2 separate regions of the Homo sapiens genome follow, and region 2 is linked to region 1. Evidence: chromatin loops called from intact Hi-C (ENCODE). Cell type or tissue: Calu3. All regions are shown on one strand.

Evidence for each region. A loop is a pair of places that touch in the nucleus more often than their neighbours do. Peaks named below come from ENCODE experiments on the same cell type or tissue, not always from the same donor. Only the 100,000 strongest peaks of a DNase experiment are listed, where the experiment ranks them.
Region 2: a loop joins it to region 1, with 14 times the contacts of the local background. A loop is called at or near these places in 51 of 110 quality-filtered maps.

Annotation. Positions count from the first base shown.
Region 1 is chr14:87,892,511-87,900,510 of GRCh38, forward strand. No RefSeq gene overlaps it. Among named protein-coding and RNA genes, the nearest start is that of GALC, 97 kb to the right of the region's middle. In Calu3, no CTCF peak of the experiment used is centred here; a DNase peak (open chromatin) is centred at 4,081.
Region 2 is chr14:87,741,417-87,749,416 of GRCh38, forward strand. No RefSeq gene overlaps it. Among named protein-coding and RNA genes, the nearest start is that of LINC02330, 90 kb to the left of the region's middle. In Calu3, a CTCF peak has its summit at 4,306 (motif pointing right); a DNase peak (open chromatin) is centred at 4,285.

The DNA of each region.
Region 1 (8,000 bases):
GTAACAAAATACCTGAGACTGAGTAATTTATAAGTAATAGAAATGTGTTTCTCACAGTCCTCGAGGCTGGGAAGTCCGAGATCAAGAAGTTGCAGATTTAGTGTCTGTTGAGGGCCTGGTCTCTGCCTCCAAGATGGCACCTTGAACACTGTGTCCTCACATGGCAAAGAGACGGAAGGGCAAAAAGGGCCTATGCTACTTCCCTCCAGCCCTTTCATAAGGCACCAAACCATTCATGAGGGATTTGATTTAATCACATCCCAAAAGCCCCACCTCTTAATACCACCACAATGGGGATTAATTTTCAATGTGCGTTTATAAAGAATGCCATCATTCAAACCACAGCAGGAGGCTTTTAGTAATAAATTAAAAACTACATTCCCTTACATCCTGTGGGTTTTTATTTTATAGAACACTTTTCACAAATATTATCTTATTCATACCACACTCACGTAAGCAAGCCAAGGATCATCTCTCTAGAGTGGTTCTATGGTATGGTAGTCCTGTGGTATGTATATAGTGGTTTCACACACCAGTCTTAGGCTGTCTATGTCCAAATTCTGCCCCTGTCAGTGACTCAGGAAAGTTACCAACTTTCTACATGCTTCAGTTTCTTCATCTGAGTAATAAGAGTAATAATAATAATAGTACCTACCTCATAATTGAGAGGGTTACATTAGATAGCATTGGCTAGGTGCGGTGGTTCATGCCTGTAATCCCAGCACTTTGGGAGGCCAAGGCGGGCGGATCACATGAGGTCAGAAGTTCGAGCCCAGCCTGACCAACATGGTGAAACCCCATCTCTACTAAAAATACAAAACTTAGCCAGGCATGGTGGTACATACCTGTAATCCCAGCTACTCAGGAGGCTGAGGCAGGAGAATCACTTGAACCCGGGAAGCGGAGGTTGCAGTGAGCTGAGATGGAGCCAATGCATTCCAGCCTGGGTGACAGAGCGAGACTCTGTCAAAAAAAAAAAGAAAGAAAGAAATTAGATAGCACATATGAAGTGCTTAGCCTAGCCCATTGTATGCCCACAGAAGACCCTATTTTGTAGATAGAAAAACTGAAGTTCAGAGAAGTTAAGTGATTTACCCAAGGACATATGACTGCTAAGCACAACCAGGACTAAAACCCAAGTCTTCTAAATCCCAGGACCGCACTCTTCACTATAATATCTTGTCTCTCCCTTTCCTTTCATAATCATGATTCTTTCGTGCTCTGGGTTTAAATCAAGCTGAATCTTTTTGTCCTTTAAGCAATTATAAATGTAATTCCTCGTGCCATGCCCACTCCAGTCATTCAGTAAAGATTACAGTTTCTATAAACCACAAAGTCTTCTTGTCCAAATTCTTTTACGAGAACCTTTATCCCAAGAAGTAACTCATCTTACTGCCTAACAGCAAAGCAGTTCTGTCAAGATAATACCTTCCCTAAATAAAACACCAAGGACATTTAAAGATAGAAGACACAGCAGCCCCCACCAGCAGCCACCAAACTGCTGACTCCCCCAAGTCTACCGTGTTTTGTTCCTGGGTTATCTTTGCTTAGTGAGACAGACCCTAATAGCTTACAGTTATTGTAAATAAATAAACTGAGTGCCCTGTAGATTGCAAAGCTGCCTTGGGACCTCACTTCTGCCTCATTATATTTGTTGCATTTATCCAACCATCTCAGAAAGTGGTTCTCCTTAAAATTATGGGATGCAGAATAAAAAACCCATCAGGATTTAATGACCATATTTCAGTGTCTGATTCCTTAAAGGAACTTGGCTTTTTCAGCATTTTTGCAATCATTCGAACTAGGAGGAGATTGAAAAGGTAGAGCAAGTTTTGTTTTTTTAAAAAAACTACCACAAACCATCCTTCAACATTAAACTATTGATAGGGAGAATGGAGAAGGGATGGACAGCCATGAGTGAGGAGGTTTGGAGAATATTTAAAAAGACAATCTCTCAGTCTAATAAAATACAATTAACTGAATTTCGTGAAGGCTTCTATAAAAAATACACAAAGCATCAATATTAGGCATAAAACCCAAAAGTGGGTTGTTATCTCTAAACCAGAGAAAGCATTTCATTAGTCTGGAGGATTTTATACTCCCGTTGGGAAAATTGCTTTTCCTTCACTCCCCTCTTTTGCTGACTACAGAAACTCAATTGAAAAGTCAATCATCAAAGTCACTTAGCAAATGTCAAAAGGTGCTGCCTCTTTCTAAATATATTTGCTTCCTGGTGGAAAATTCAGGCCCTAGAAACCCCGGCACCTTTCCTCCATGTTGGCTCACAATTTTCCATCATTGTGCCGTTTTTTACTCTTTACGGTTTGTTGTTGTCGTTTGTCTATTTTTGTTGTTGTTGGAAACAGAAAGCCCATTTTATAAGGTTGTGGGCAACAGCTTTTCTCTTTAACATTTCAGTGTTCTTTCACAGTCACTGCACCCGTAAGAGCACCCATTGCCCAGGTTATAAACAAGCATCACACTCCAAACCCACTCATGGCAGCAAGAAAGGCCTTCTCACATTTTATCCTTGGACATGCCTGTTGCTTAATTTACACTCTGCCCGGTAACAATGGTGGTTTCGTTTAAGACCTTACCAACCACAGATCAACAAGGCGTACCCCCTCCTTCTTCAACTCACTAAAACACAAGTCGAGCAGATACACACAGTGCACAAAGGCCCTGGGAGCAGAATTTGAAGATCAGGCACAAACAGTCCAAGCGGGAGCTTATAGAAGCATCTGAAAACCTTGAGTCATAAATGACTGAACTGGAAAGAGCATGATATAAGAGTACTGTCTGGGTACCAAACCAGGCTTCTAGTCAACAGTAGCCACAGTAAAATGGCAATTTACTGGACCTCTGATGTGCACTTGATATATGCTTTACCACTCTACCTCTGGATTCTCTTTTTACTGGCTAGCTATGTAAGCTGGGGCAGACTGCCTCTTTTTTGAACATAGGGTTGTGAAATTCATATATGATATATCTGAACATGCTTTATTAACCAAGTACTTTAAAAAGGAAAGAATTACCTTGCCAAATCTAGGAGGGTGACTTGTGCTGCTGGTTGTCCAGTCTGTGTGTATATTCAATTATCTAACTAATAAATTAACCAGATTGACTGTCTACAATTTCTCATTTACTCTATCTTGGCTATGTGGATGTGTCCTAAAGATGACAGATGGTGACAATAGCAGACAGCTGCAGTGGGGACCTGGTTCCCTCGTGAACATGGCTGGCTTCAGTCTTCTCTGAATAATCCTTAAACTTGGAAAGTCAACACTGTTGCTTTCCAGCCCAAACTTTTTGGCTGTTTGTAGACCACCCAGCTATTTTCAAAAGAACTTTCCATAATCCATAGGATAGATATCTCAACCTTGAAAGGACTTGTGAAGAATTTACTTTGTACTAAGGTGTGCACTTCATTTATGAGTCATAATATATTCCACTAGAGTGCAACCTCCATCAAAGTCTTGTTCTGCGTTCCCGACAGCTCACACATGACCTGCACTCAGTAAAAACATAATTATTTAACATATTGCATCCATGAAATATCAAAAATTGGGGGTTGTCACTAATATTAAATTATAGAAGAAGAAACTGCTGACTGCCTATAACTGAGTGAAAATCATGATAGAAGAATAATTAGTAGGATCACAGCCGTGCGGCTGATGATTTAGATTACAGCCATTTAATAAGTAAACATTCCCTGCCCTTTGAAGAATGCAGTTTTAGTTTAGCCAGGCAAAAGCTGAGATAGGCCAAGAAGAGGTGATGGTAGACAACAAAGGGCTTTCAGCTGTACATTAAACCTGCTTAAATCACATACGATTTAAGTAACGATAGTAAGAATTATAGTAAGAATGGCAGTATGATACTGTATACAATAGTATTCAGAATTCTATATTAGTTTTATATACACCTATATAGAGAGAGATATATATTCTGTAGTTTAGAATTCCTTAATAATAGATCTGTATCCATAAAATCTTTTGACTTCCAATCTCCATTCAGTGTAATAAATCCTCTTTTCTGTGCCTGAGAATGTGGGATACTTTAATCGTAGTCATGCTGCCATCTAGTGGACATATCTTAGACCTGAGGGTCTTCTGTCTTCTGGAAATTGTCAGGAAAGAATTAGAAGTTTTAAGGTTCATGTCTGACATCTATTTTTCTGTAGGAGACTAATTTTTTGAATACCTCTATAGATTTCTCTTAGTTTGGATCAGAGTATTTTTCACACTATTCCTCCTGTCTTAGTAGAAAGATATTTTCAAATGTGTCAGTCACACTCAGTGAGCTGAAAGAGAATTTCTGTTTTCTGCTTTTGTTTAAAAATGAGAAGAGTGTGACAAGAGAAAATGTGTCCCCCTGGAAAGAAGTGCCATCAGACCAGCAATAGCCTGCCTCCTTTTTTTAGATCCATGCTGTATATCTTTGAGGGACGAGGCCTCAAACAGACACACTGACAGGTCACTTCGTTTTGTTTTTTTCTTTCTGTTGTTTTCCTGAGACAATTATGAACACCCCTGTGTGACAAACACACTCCTATTTGAACAGCGACATTTTACTTTAGTCCTTCACCAGCAAGTGCGACAGAGGAAATGAAGGACAAAGCAAAGAATCTGGCTTCTTTCTCGGCTGTGAGGCCTGAATGAGTCACTTCTTTTCTCTGACCTCGGTTTCTCCCTCTGCTCAATGAATAGCGGCATTAGGCAATCTTTAAAGCACCTCCTTGCCCAAAAGCACATTAAGATATATCATATGTGAGTTAAACACCCTATAAACAAAGCCCATACTATGCAAAGCACGTGCAAACAAAATACAATTGCAAGATTTCCCTCATTTTACCCTTCTCTGTTGGTTATCAGGTCCTCAATGCTATCTGAAAAGTCCCGGAGAGAAGGGTTGCCTCTGTCTATTCAGTGGGCAGTTGACACGTAGGATTCATAATTCTGAGCCCTTCATTCACTGGAGGGCATGGATCTTAATTTTGGAGGGCACATTGGAATCACCTGGAGAGCTTTTAAAATACTGACGTTTGGGATCCACCCAGATTTAATTGGTAGGGGGTGCTTCTGGGACTTTGAAGTAGTCTTAAAGTTCTCCAAGTGATTGCAATTTGCAGTAAAGCTTGAGGCCCACTGGTCTACAGAAAATAAAACACAGAAGCCTTAGATAATGAAATGAATCTTTCCAGGGAAGAGCAGGAGAGCAAGGCACCGGCACCGAGTCGCTCATCCTCATATGACCCGCTTCTGGCTTCCTTTAACCCTTTTGCTTCCACGGGTAAATTTCAAACACTGTTACTTGGTTTCTTAATCTATCTGCATGTGCTCCACTAACTCGTTTTTTGCTAAAGGAGGAAAAATAGAAGCTAAAGGGAATATTAAATTCTCCTTGCTAAAGGCTTTTTAAGTGCCATAGATATTTTAAAGAGAAAAGGGAATTTAGAGATCATCTATTCCAAGTCCTTGATTTGACAGGCAAAGACATAAACCAGGAAAGATCAATAGCTGGATATGGGCTATGATATGCTCTGTATAAGCAGGACTCCTTGCTACCACTTTTACGTACATCATATCATTAACTCTTCACTATAGTCTTACAAGATGGTCATTTTACAACCATGTGGAGATTTCATGAGATTAAGCCAACACTGGTAACTGGAAACCTGAACTTGAATCTAGGCCCTTCCAGCTCCTCTGTACATGCAAAGTCCTGGTCCCACAGGTCATGGATGGCCAGGTGAGACCAGAAGACTACAAGCTTACAAAATAGCTATCATTTTTTGAGAACGTACTAGATACCAGACTTGAGCTCAGCACTCTGCATGCATTATCTCATTTAACCCAAACAATAATACTCATAGGATTAATTAACCTACCTACTTTTACACACAAGCAATCTGCAGCCCAGAGAGGTAATTTGCCCAAGATCAGAGAGCTAACAAGAAACAGAGCTGAGGGCCTGTTCAGCCTTCAAAGCCCATGGAGGAATTTTCCCTTATATTATATGACTCATTCCTAACACAGCCAAGCCCATAGGGAGTATCAGTAACACAAAAGTTTGGTAAAGTTTTCTTCCTCATTTCGCAGTGCAAGCATGCCCAAATACTTCATTTGGGTAATTTATATTAGTGGAAAGCGCTTAAAATCAGATTACACTTTTCTCTTTGCCTATCTCTAAAATGCATTTAATAGGCCACAGGTAAACTATGTGATACTTATTAAAATGTACTTTTAGTGCATTCTAAATAGCTGTGATAGCTTCACTGTGAATTTTAAATTTGCACTGCATTTATTTTTACTCTGGAAATACAATTTATATGATTCTTCCCTAATATATTTCTTACCTGATTTGTATTTGATGGCTCAGTCTCAGCAACTGATACATACTAATGATGATATATACTACAGTGGACTAGGGAAAGGGTAGTGTCGATCCCCTCCAAACAGAACATGGGGTGTGATAAGATTAATTCACTTCTGCAAAGCCTTTTAAGGCTCAGAAAAGCACTGTACTAGTGTTTTGTTGTTTAGCATTTCAGAAACTTACATGAAGATAGAATATGTCTTATACAACTAGTGTCCTAGTACTTTTATGTAAACCAAGTTGCTTCATTAAATTACACTTTTAATGTCCTAAGTGAAAATCCTATTGAAAGGGCCAGATATCCCAAGCCATTGCATAAAACCACACACTTACCTCTTACCATTTTGTCTGCTAAAATTAGATTAAAGTGTCTCTGATAAAGGAAGAGATGAAAAGTTGTCATAAAATGGCAACTGGAGAGGAATAAAGGCAAAGGAACAATCTGGATTATTTGCTTTGTTGAGAGTGGAGAACAGCTATGGTTGGATAAAAATCTATTAGCCTCAGGCATGTGTGTTTTACCAAGAGTTAATGGAGCTTGCAGAATGTGTAACCAGCATCACCATGCCCTTTATGATCTAGATAAGATTGGCTCTAACTCCCATTTCATCTCAGCTCCCCCCCCAGAAGATTTCTGTGTATTCATGCCTTTCTACTGCCTCTGATTTAAAATCCTGCTTCTGCAAAATTCACTCTATTTCTGTATTATCTCCTCATCCATTCCCTGTTCTGCACTGCAGCGACCCTCCTAAGGAGAAGCTCAGGTCTCTCCATCTACACAAACCATTCTCTGTCTTTCTGTTTCTGTCTCTGTCTCTTTCTGTGTGTCTCCCTCTCTCTCACACACACATACACATATTCACCACATGTATACACACATGCTTACATTCACACACATCCATGCACACATACGTGTACACATACACATGCACATCACTTACAGAAGCTGTGCATTTGGGTGAGAATTTCAGAAAACTGCAAGAGGTGGAACAGTTACATGACTAAAATGCAGGTCCTTCAAATTGACCATTTATCATCTCCAGGCACATTCCTTGGCCCTCCTTTCCACTAACAGGAGCACTTCACTAGCCTCTGGCCACCACACTAGCTCCTCTCTCTTTTCTCCATGTTCCTAACACTCAAGATCTAATGCACAACAATTTTGAAATTCCTTTGGTTGTCTTAACTCCTGCAAGCCCTCAGTTCTCCCCGTCACATCCCCAAATGACTTGTCAAGATACTTTCCTAAAATAGTTCCCATCTTGAGAATAATTCTGGTAGCAGGTGTGAAAATAGTACATTATTCTACCACCTACAAAACTCTTTCTTCCCTACCTACTTTTTTTGCGACTGGATGTCTAGTAGCTAGGACAATAAACAAATACTGTACTCTGTTTTGATAAAGCCCAGTAACAAAAATGATCATTAAATAATTTTAAAAACAATCCATCTTTATGAGCATCTCCCTAATCTAAATACTTTCCTGGTCTGAGCTGTGTTGAACACACACAGGGCATACCTGTATATTCTCTGGCTTGGAACCCAAACCATCTAGAGGCCCCATCAATTCTGTGGCTCTCAGTTGTACTCAGGGACAGCCGATCATCCACCAACCACAAGAT
Region 2 (8,000 bases), 150 kb before region 1:
ATAACCCATGCAATTATCTGATTCTCAACTTTTATTATTTTTGAGATATTTGATAACTCTGTAACTTACAGGTAAGAGATAGACATGCAAATTCTGTCTAGTCTGGTAGAGGTTTGACTTCTCTCACTCCCTCTGTGAAGAAAAAAAAAAAAAAACAGTTTTGTTTCAACATTTCTTACTCCATGTAAATTTGTGCTGCTTGGCCTTCTTTATTTGAACTGGTAATTATCTCTGCCTGATCCTTCATGAATCAAATCTCTAGTATGTGTTCATTTCTACATCTGTATGACAGTCAAGATTATTTTTCCAAAAGTATCTTTTAGCATTGGTAAGAAGGTATGACCATGTATTCAAAGATAGAACCATTTAAGCCAAGTGTGCTAGTGTTCTATGCAGCCATAACAAATCACCACAAACTTAGTGGCTTAACACAGCAGAAGACCAACATGAGTCTCATGGGGCTGGAATCAAGGTGTCTGCACAGCTGAGGCCTTCTGGAAGCTCCAGGAGAGCCAATATTCCTTGGCTTGGGGCCTCATCACTCCAGTCTCTGCTTTCATCATCACAGTGTTTTCACCTCTCACTCTGACTCCTCCTGCCTGCCTTTTACAATGACTGTTGTGATTACATAGAGCTCACCCAAATAACCTAGGATAATCTCCCCATTTCAAGAATCTTAACTAAATCACATCTACACAGTACTTTCTGCCATGTAAGGTAACATTCACAGGTTCTAGGGCCATGGACATATTTGGGAGCCCATTTTTAAGGCTAGCATATTAAGAAAAAGCAGGAACTAGAAAATTAAAAGGCTGAGAAAATACAAAAAAATTTTGTAGGGCTCTTCATCTAAGGCTTTTTTTAAGTTGTAAATAAAGGAATTATCAAACAAATTATAATATATATCTATAACTGAAATATTAAGACAGTTATAACAAACGGTTTGTATTGCATATTGACAATACATTTCATGGCAGAGAAAAATTTTTAAGATACTGTAAATAACAAAAGCAATATAAACAGTGTCACTCCACTTGTGTACATTGAAAAAAGAATATTATACATTAGAATTTGTGGCTAAATGGATTCAAGGCGTACCACAAACTGCTATGATGTGTGGTTATCTCTGGAGGGGAATGTGGGATCAAGCAGGGGCATGAAGGGGAACTTTCACTTTGTATTTATGTACTTGGGAATTATTTTGAATGTTTATAATATTGTATTTTACATTGCATATAATTGTTTTTTAATCACAGTAATGAAAATGTTAAGGACAAACCAGAAGGGGCAAAAATCCCTTCCCTTCCTCTTACAACAGTCCTTTTCTGGCCCCTCTAAGAAGCTAAGTGCATTAGTGAGCAAAGAAATGATCGTATCATGCTGGGACGAAATGGAAGAGGAAGGACAAGCACAGGTGAGTGGTCTCTCACCAGAGGTGAGCACATGTTTGCTCAGCTATTGGGCTACAAAAAAAACTGCTGTAATCCACAGGTAGGAGGCCCCTTGTTAAGTCCCATTCCTCTGAACTTTTTTCTTCTGCAGGCAAACTCTGAACTGAGCAGGCACCCTGGATGCTGTCAGAACATTCTACGGTGTCCATGTGGATCATTTCTTTCTTTGATATCCTGCCACTGTAAGCTGGGTCCTAATTAGCAGCCAGGATGTAACATAACATAAGTTCTAGAAATATGCAGTTTCTGCAAGCAGCCGGCTTCCCTCTTATTATGTTAATAATGAAGATATTCCCCGTGGTACCTTGGGATGGCGTATCTGATAAAAACCAGCAGAACAACTGCATGTTCCAGACATTCATGCTGAATAAACAGAACAAGCAGAGATGGTAACAGCTCTGACACAAACTTTCACAGGAATACAAATTTGTAAAACTGCCATTTAAAATCCCCTTGTGTTTGTTCCATTAACTGAGCATACTTTGCTCCACCAAACATCCAAGACTAAAACGGTACCTAAATGGGGCACAGATTAGATTTTCCCTCAGCACCTGAGGCTAGTGGAAGCCCGGGTAGCTTGCTTTTACATTGCTTGACCTAGTTCGAGGATCATAGTACTGTTTAGTAAGGGCAGAATCGCTGGTCCCACTAAAAATCTGGAAACAAGGCCCTGGTCTCAATTGGCTTGTGCATTTATTGAGCCCTGTGGTGTCTGTGCCAGGTGCTAATGGAATCATGGCTCTTGTGCCTCATGATGGTGTTCCAAGCTCCTTTTTTAAGTTTGAAGACCCACTTATACATGGAAATATTATGGATCCCTGTGGGATTAAAACACGATCTATTTTTAGCATTTATTGATTTAATAAATATACATTGAAAGAATCAATTATGAGTTTAACAACACTTTAAATTTGCATCTTATAATCCAAACAACATTTACATATATTTGAATATATATATATGCCTTAATAAAATTATTTATCTATTCCACAGACCACAGATCCAGGGTTCTCTTGCAATATTTCCTTAGCCATTGCTCCAGGAGTCCTCAGTCTGTAATTTAGGAATCATTACTATAGAGTATACAAAAACGAATACTCCCTTTTGTTTTGGTTTGTGCCTTTACAGACCTTATTTCTAAAATGACTGCAGTCAGGGAAGACTAAAGAGAGCGAGCTGATGGAAGACTAGTGGAAGCCATGGCAGAGGGGGTGGAGAGAAAGCCAACAGAATGGGAGAGATGATAAGGAAGAACAATTGTAGGAGTTGGTGACTGCCCCAGCTGTGGGTGTGAGGTAGAGCGAGGGCCTCAATGAGATGTCCCAGGCTCTGTTGTTATCTAAATGTTGGGGTCCTTCACCAAAACAAGGCCACAGGCAGAGTCAATCTACATGACTCCCTGGACATTTCTTTTTCTGAGCTCTCCAGAATGATCCCTGCTCACAACTGGGGATGATACCTTAAGTGCATTTGTAGCTACAATGAAGGACCCATTTTGCTATTACCCAAAAATGAGTCAATTTCAACTCTATTAATATCCAGGGAATTTCAGCATATCACAGGATCTTGGGAGGAATTATCTTCATCTGAAGCCTCCTGTCAAGGATAATTTAGTGTTTACACTGAATTCATGGACTGTCCTGTTCTCTGCTTTCTAGCAACACCAATGTCTTATTTGTAGGTGAAGGATGACAAAGGCAATTTCTCTGGGCACTTTGCTTTACTGTTTGCTTGGAGGCCACAGAAAAGTGGCCAGGGGGGTAATTACGATCACCTTCAGGTTGTGAACTCTACTGACTGTAGAAGAAATGATGATTATATTTATAATTCTAAGTATAACTGGATTACTGGATCTCTTACAACTACCAGGCACTGGGCTACACACTTTATATTTTTTAGCTCAAATATCACCTCCTTGGAGAATCCTTCCATAGCATTCCCCCTCTCCACTTCCTCCCCATTATTCTCTATATATCCATGAGTTTCATTTTCTGCATAGCACTTCTTATACTCTTATAATTAACTTATTGTCTGATTCCTTCATATGTCATCTCCATCCAACTCTAGTCAGTCATCTCCATAATTGGTGGCAGAACTTCTTCATCAACCTCTCTGTTCCCAGTGCCAAGAGCTTGGCATCCAATCAGTAACTTTCTTTTTTCATTTAATTGATAAATGATTGGATTTAAACCTTTCACGAGTTGTGAGTTAGGTACTAGTCCTAACTCAACATCATCTCAGTCAAAAACCATCAGTTTTTTAACTCAACATCATCTCAATCAAAAACCATCAGTGCGTTAGAGTTCATTTCCCTTAACAGTGAAAGAAAGGTGCAGGGGAGATGAGATAGAAGAATAAAAAAACAAATGCATTTATATGTTGATTTGTGGGTGTCAGCGTGTGTATACGTGTATTTATATATTATTTTGATAGTGGCTTTGGTGAAGTTGATACAGGTACAAAAACTGAGTTTGGGAATAAATTGCATCTGAATTGCTCACTCATTTACTTCATTTTGCTTTGAGATTGCTACCTTGGATATAGGATGAGAACAGAAAATAAGATTCCCGTTTATACAAGAAAAATGACCAGTTGTCCTTTAATGTCAATGAACAGAATAGCTTGTACATGATTCTCTTTATGTTATCTGTTTACTAAGAGCAGAACAGCATCTTAACAAAGCAAGGCTTTCCTTAGTCTGCTACACCTATCCTACTCCCAAAAGAGGGGGGAGGGGGAAGAAAAAAGCCTTTCCAATCAGACTTGCCGCCAGATTGCTTAACTTTGAGGATGACAGCCGATAAACCTGGCCACAAGTGCCCTGCTCCCTCCATCCAGCAGATGGAGCTCTGATTGCTCAACCCCAACTCCTAATTTCTCATCCAACTGTGTCTGCCCCATAACATAGCTATTAAGTACTATTATGAAGGCACATGACTAGGTAGCTTTGAAAGAGGTAAGAACAGGAATATCTACACAGCCTCTGAATGTTTCTAGCCCAGAGTTAAACTAATGATGATTCCCTCTCTGTCTTCAGAAGTTTGCATATTGCATAATTAAACATCCCCTTTTTAATTAAAAAAAAAAAAAAAAGAAGAAGAAAGAAAAAGGCAAATCCAATCAAACGAGAATTGGGTCAGAATCCTCAACTTTTCAACCTGCAAGCATGTGCTTACAAATGGAAAGAGAAGGAGGAGGATGACAAAATCCAAATTAAAAGGCACTGTGTAAGTGATAATGATAGCTTTGGTTGGGCAGTCAGATGGATTAATCAGGGGAATTTGAGTAAATTCAGCTGGATGATTTGCCATTACTCTGCTGAAAGCTCTGATATTTACCAACTGAATGTAGTCAGAATTGGATTCTCGGAGTAAATAGACAGGTTTTAAATGCGTGTTAATGAACCTCCCTGTGGATATAACAGTCTTGGCCTGTGTCAGGTCTTACGACAAAGGTGGGACTGTCCCAGAAATGTTCTGCTGTCCCCTTCACCTGCCACTAGCATGGCTTTCCTAACTCAGTGAAAACTGAATAGCTCTTTTCCTGCAGCTTCACTTTATGCATCAGACAGACGGACTGTGGGTAGGGCAAACAATAGGCAGTTAATCAATCAAATGACGAATAAAACCCAGATCTCAAAACTTAACACCCAAACTAAAAGATGCTGCAACTCAAGGAACCTAGAGATCTACATGTCATGTTCTCCAGCTGGGCTGGCAACTTTTACAATGCACAGGGGTCAACATGGAATGTAATGAATGGAAGATTACAGAAGCTTCAGAAGGCAGTGAGCTGAAGTTGAGTTTCATGATCTATGAGGAAGTTGCTGGCCATCGTGAAGCTAAGTCAGGTGTCTGGAAACTTAAATAAGTGTTTATAAAAAACAGGAAAAGGGCTAGGGGGTCTGGAGAAGTAATGATTGTTTGCACCTTGCAGGAACTCAGGCGGCTAACCACGCAGGCTTCACTTTAAATTGGGAAGGCAGGTTCATTCCCTCAAATTAAATTGAATTTGATATTAGGAAGGCCTGCTCCTTTCCAAAGGCTGGTTTTCCCTGCAAAGCACCAAGTGTCATTATGGAGAGGGAAACGCTCTTTAGTCCCCTATGAGCTGGTGTCCAATGAGCCACCAGCCTTCCAGAGCTGGGAATTGTGCATAATAGTAATGGAGAGAAGAGAATATGGGTTTCATAATCTGATTCTGAAATGCCATATGGTAGTTAAGAAAAATGCCTATTTAGTAGAATGTGAAATACCTGAGGATTAATATCAGCTATATTTGTAAGAATAGCTAAAAAGCTGTTAAGACCATAATCATATTCACCTATGATGCCTTTTAAAGGGGAGACTTTAAATGCCATGGTGAATATTTTCATGTATAAGGTTTCTGAATGTCAAGGTTTTTGCATTATGTGATTTATCAGTTTTTAAATACATACATAAGAATGCAAACCTAATATTCAAGTCTATATTGTTTATATATTGCTATAGCAGCTTAAAATAAGAATAAAAACCTCTTCTCTCACACAGTTTCTAAGGGTCAGAAATTCAGGAGCAGCTTAGCTGGCTTGGGTCTCTCATGAGGCTGTAGACAAGCTACCAGACAGGGTTTCAGTCACCGAAGTCATAACTGAGATGATAGACTTTACTTCCAAAATGGCGAGTCAATGCTAGCTGTTAGTAAGGAATCGCATTTCCTCACCATGTAGACCTCATTCAGGGCTACATGAATGTCTTCAGAACATGGTGACCAGCTTCCCCCAGATGCCAGTAATAGCACATGACTATACTTGCTTAGATAAATTAGAAGAGTGTACTTTTATTTAATAAAAGTCCTAAGGTAGGTGGTTCATGACTGGAATAGTAGCTTCACTAACTCATCAGGCACTCAGATTTCTTCTGTAATTCTGTTCTACTACCCTTATTAAAATATCTAAAGGTTGCCTCCTTGTTCAACATGGCTATTAGAGACCCAGCCATCTGTCCACAATCCGGCAGAAAGTAGAAGTGAGAAGGGAAAGGCAAATATGGCCCTCACCAATGGTCTGCCTCACAGTTTTGTTTTCCAGAGGCTCTATCTAATAATTTCTATTTCCACCTGTCAGGCTCTAACTGAGGTCCGAGGGGAGTCGGTGGGCGAGTGGCAGGCGGCTGGAAAAACACTCGAGGAATCGTTGATGGTTTCAACATGCTTTACTCTCTCTCTGGGCATGAGCAAACTGTATGTACAGGGTAAGCAGAGTAATTCTACCTTTTACAGACAATAGTAGCTCTGAGCCAAGCATGAGCTGATGTGGGTGATCACCTAATGCACCTCACATGACATGATTAAATAATGTGCAGTTTTTTGCGCCTGCCCTCCAAACCCACTGAATCAAGCTGTGCCAGAAGGCCAGCCTGGCCTACTCCTGACTAAAGCACAGCCATTTCCCTTACACCATCTCATTAGCCAGAATGGCCAAATCAAGTTGTAATGGAGTCTGGGAAATATATATCTCAGGCAAGCATATTGCCAATCCAAGTAAAATCAACTTTTGTAACTAAGGAAGAAGAAAAATAAAATTAGCATTAGATCAGCAACCAATAGTCTCTTTCATGTCTGTGTCATAGAGTTCTCCAGAAAGTATGTGTCTAAACCTCCACATTATATTTTCAAACACTGACTACACTTTTTAAAATTGATGATCAAAGATCAGAGTAGAGAAGAAAGGAAAGAATAGGTGGGTGGGAAGTAGCAATGGCAGAAGATGCCTGGTGTTTGATGAAAGCATACATCATCCTGGGAATTACCCCATTGTAAGGATCAGAAGGTTGCCAGGTTTCTCCAAAGAGTTTTAGTGGTTCCAAGAAATGAGCTAGAAAGAACAGCTGCATTGTAGCACTATCTGACCATAGCTGGATTATCTCTTTCCAGTGTGACTGGGGACCCATTTGAACATTAGGCTGAAATTCAAAGTTCTTTTTCCATTCCTTCTCCCTGACATTTACAGTAAAAGGTTGAATTCTCTGCCTAGTAAACTGTGAGGCACTGTCAATACTGGGTGTTAGAAAATGATGCAGAAACAAACAGAATATTATTTATGCCAATGGAAACAGTAAATCACCCTTCTTTTGCACCCAAATGACACAACAAGTGCAAATCAAAAGTTCTCACACCTCAGAAGGAAAATATTCCACAGATCTCTTAGAGGAAGGAATTACATACCTGCCTATAGAGTGCAATAAATGTCCATTTTAAAATGAAATAATTTCTCAGCTCCTCAGCACAAGACTTATGGTGTAAAAGACAGCACCAATATTAACGTTTAATATACCCAATATTGTCATGTAACAATAAATCAGCCAGTAAAAAGCAGCAGGGTTTTTTTCCCCCTACTCCTAAAAAGAGTTACAGTGCTTTAATTTGAATGGATGTTAGGTTACGATTATGGGTTAGAATGGCAAAAAAGTATGAATTTGTGTCTCTATAGCAAGCAGATGGAGTTGCACATAGCAGTTTATATAATATGCAGTATACTGCTCTGTCAGTGTCAACGAGTATTCACTTCTT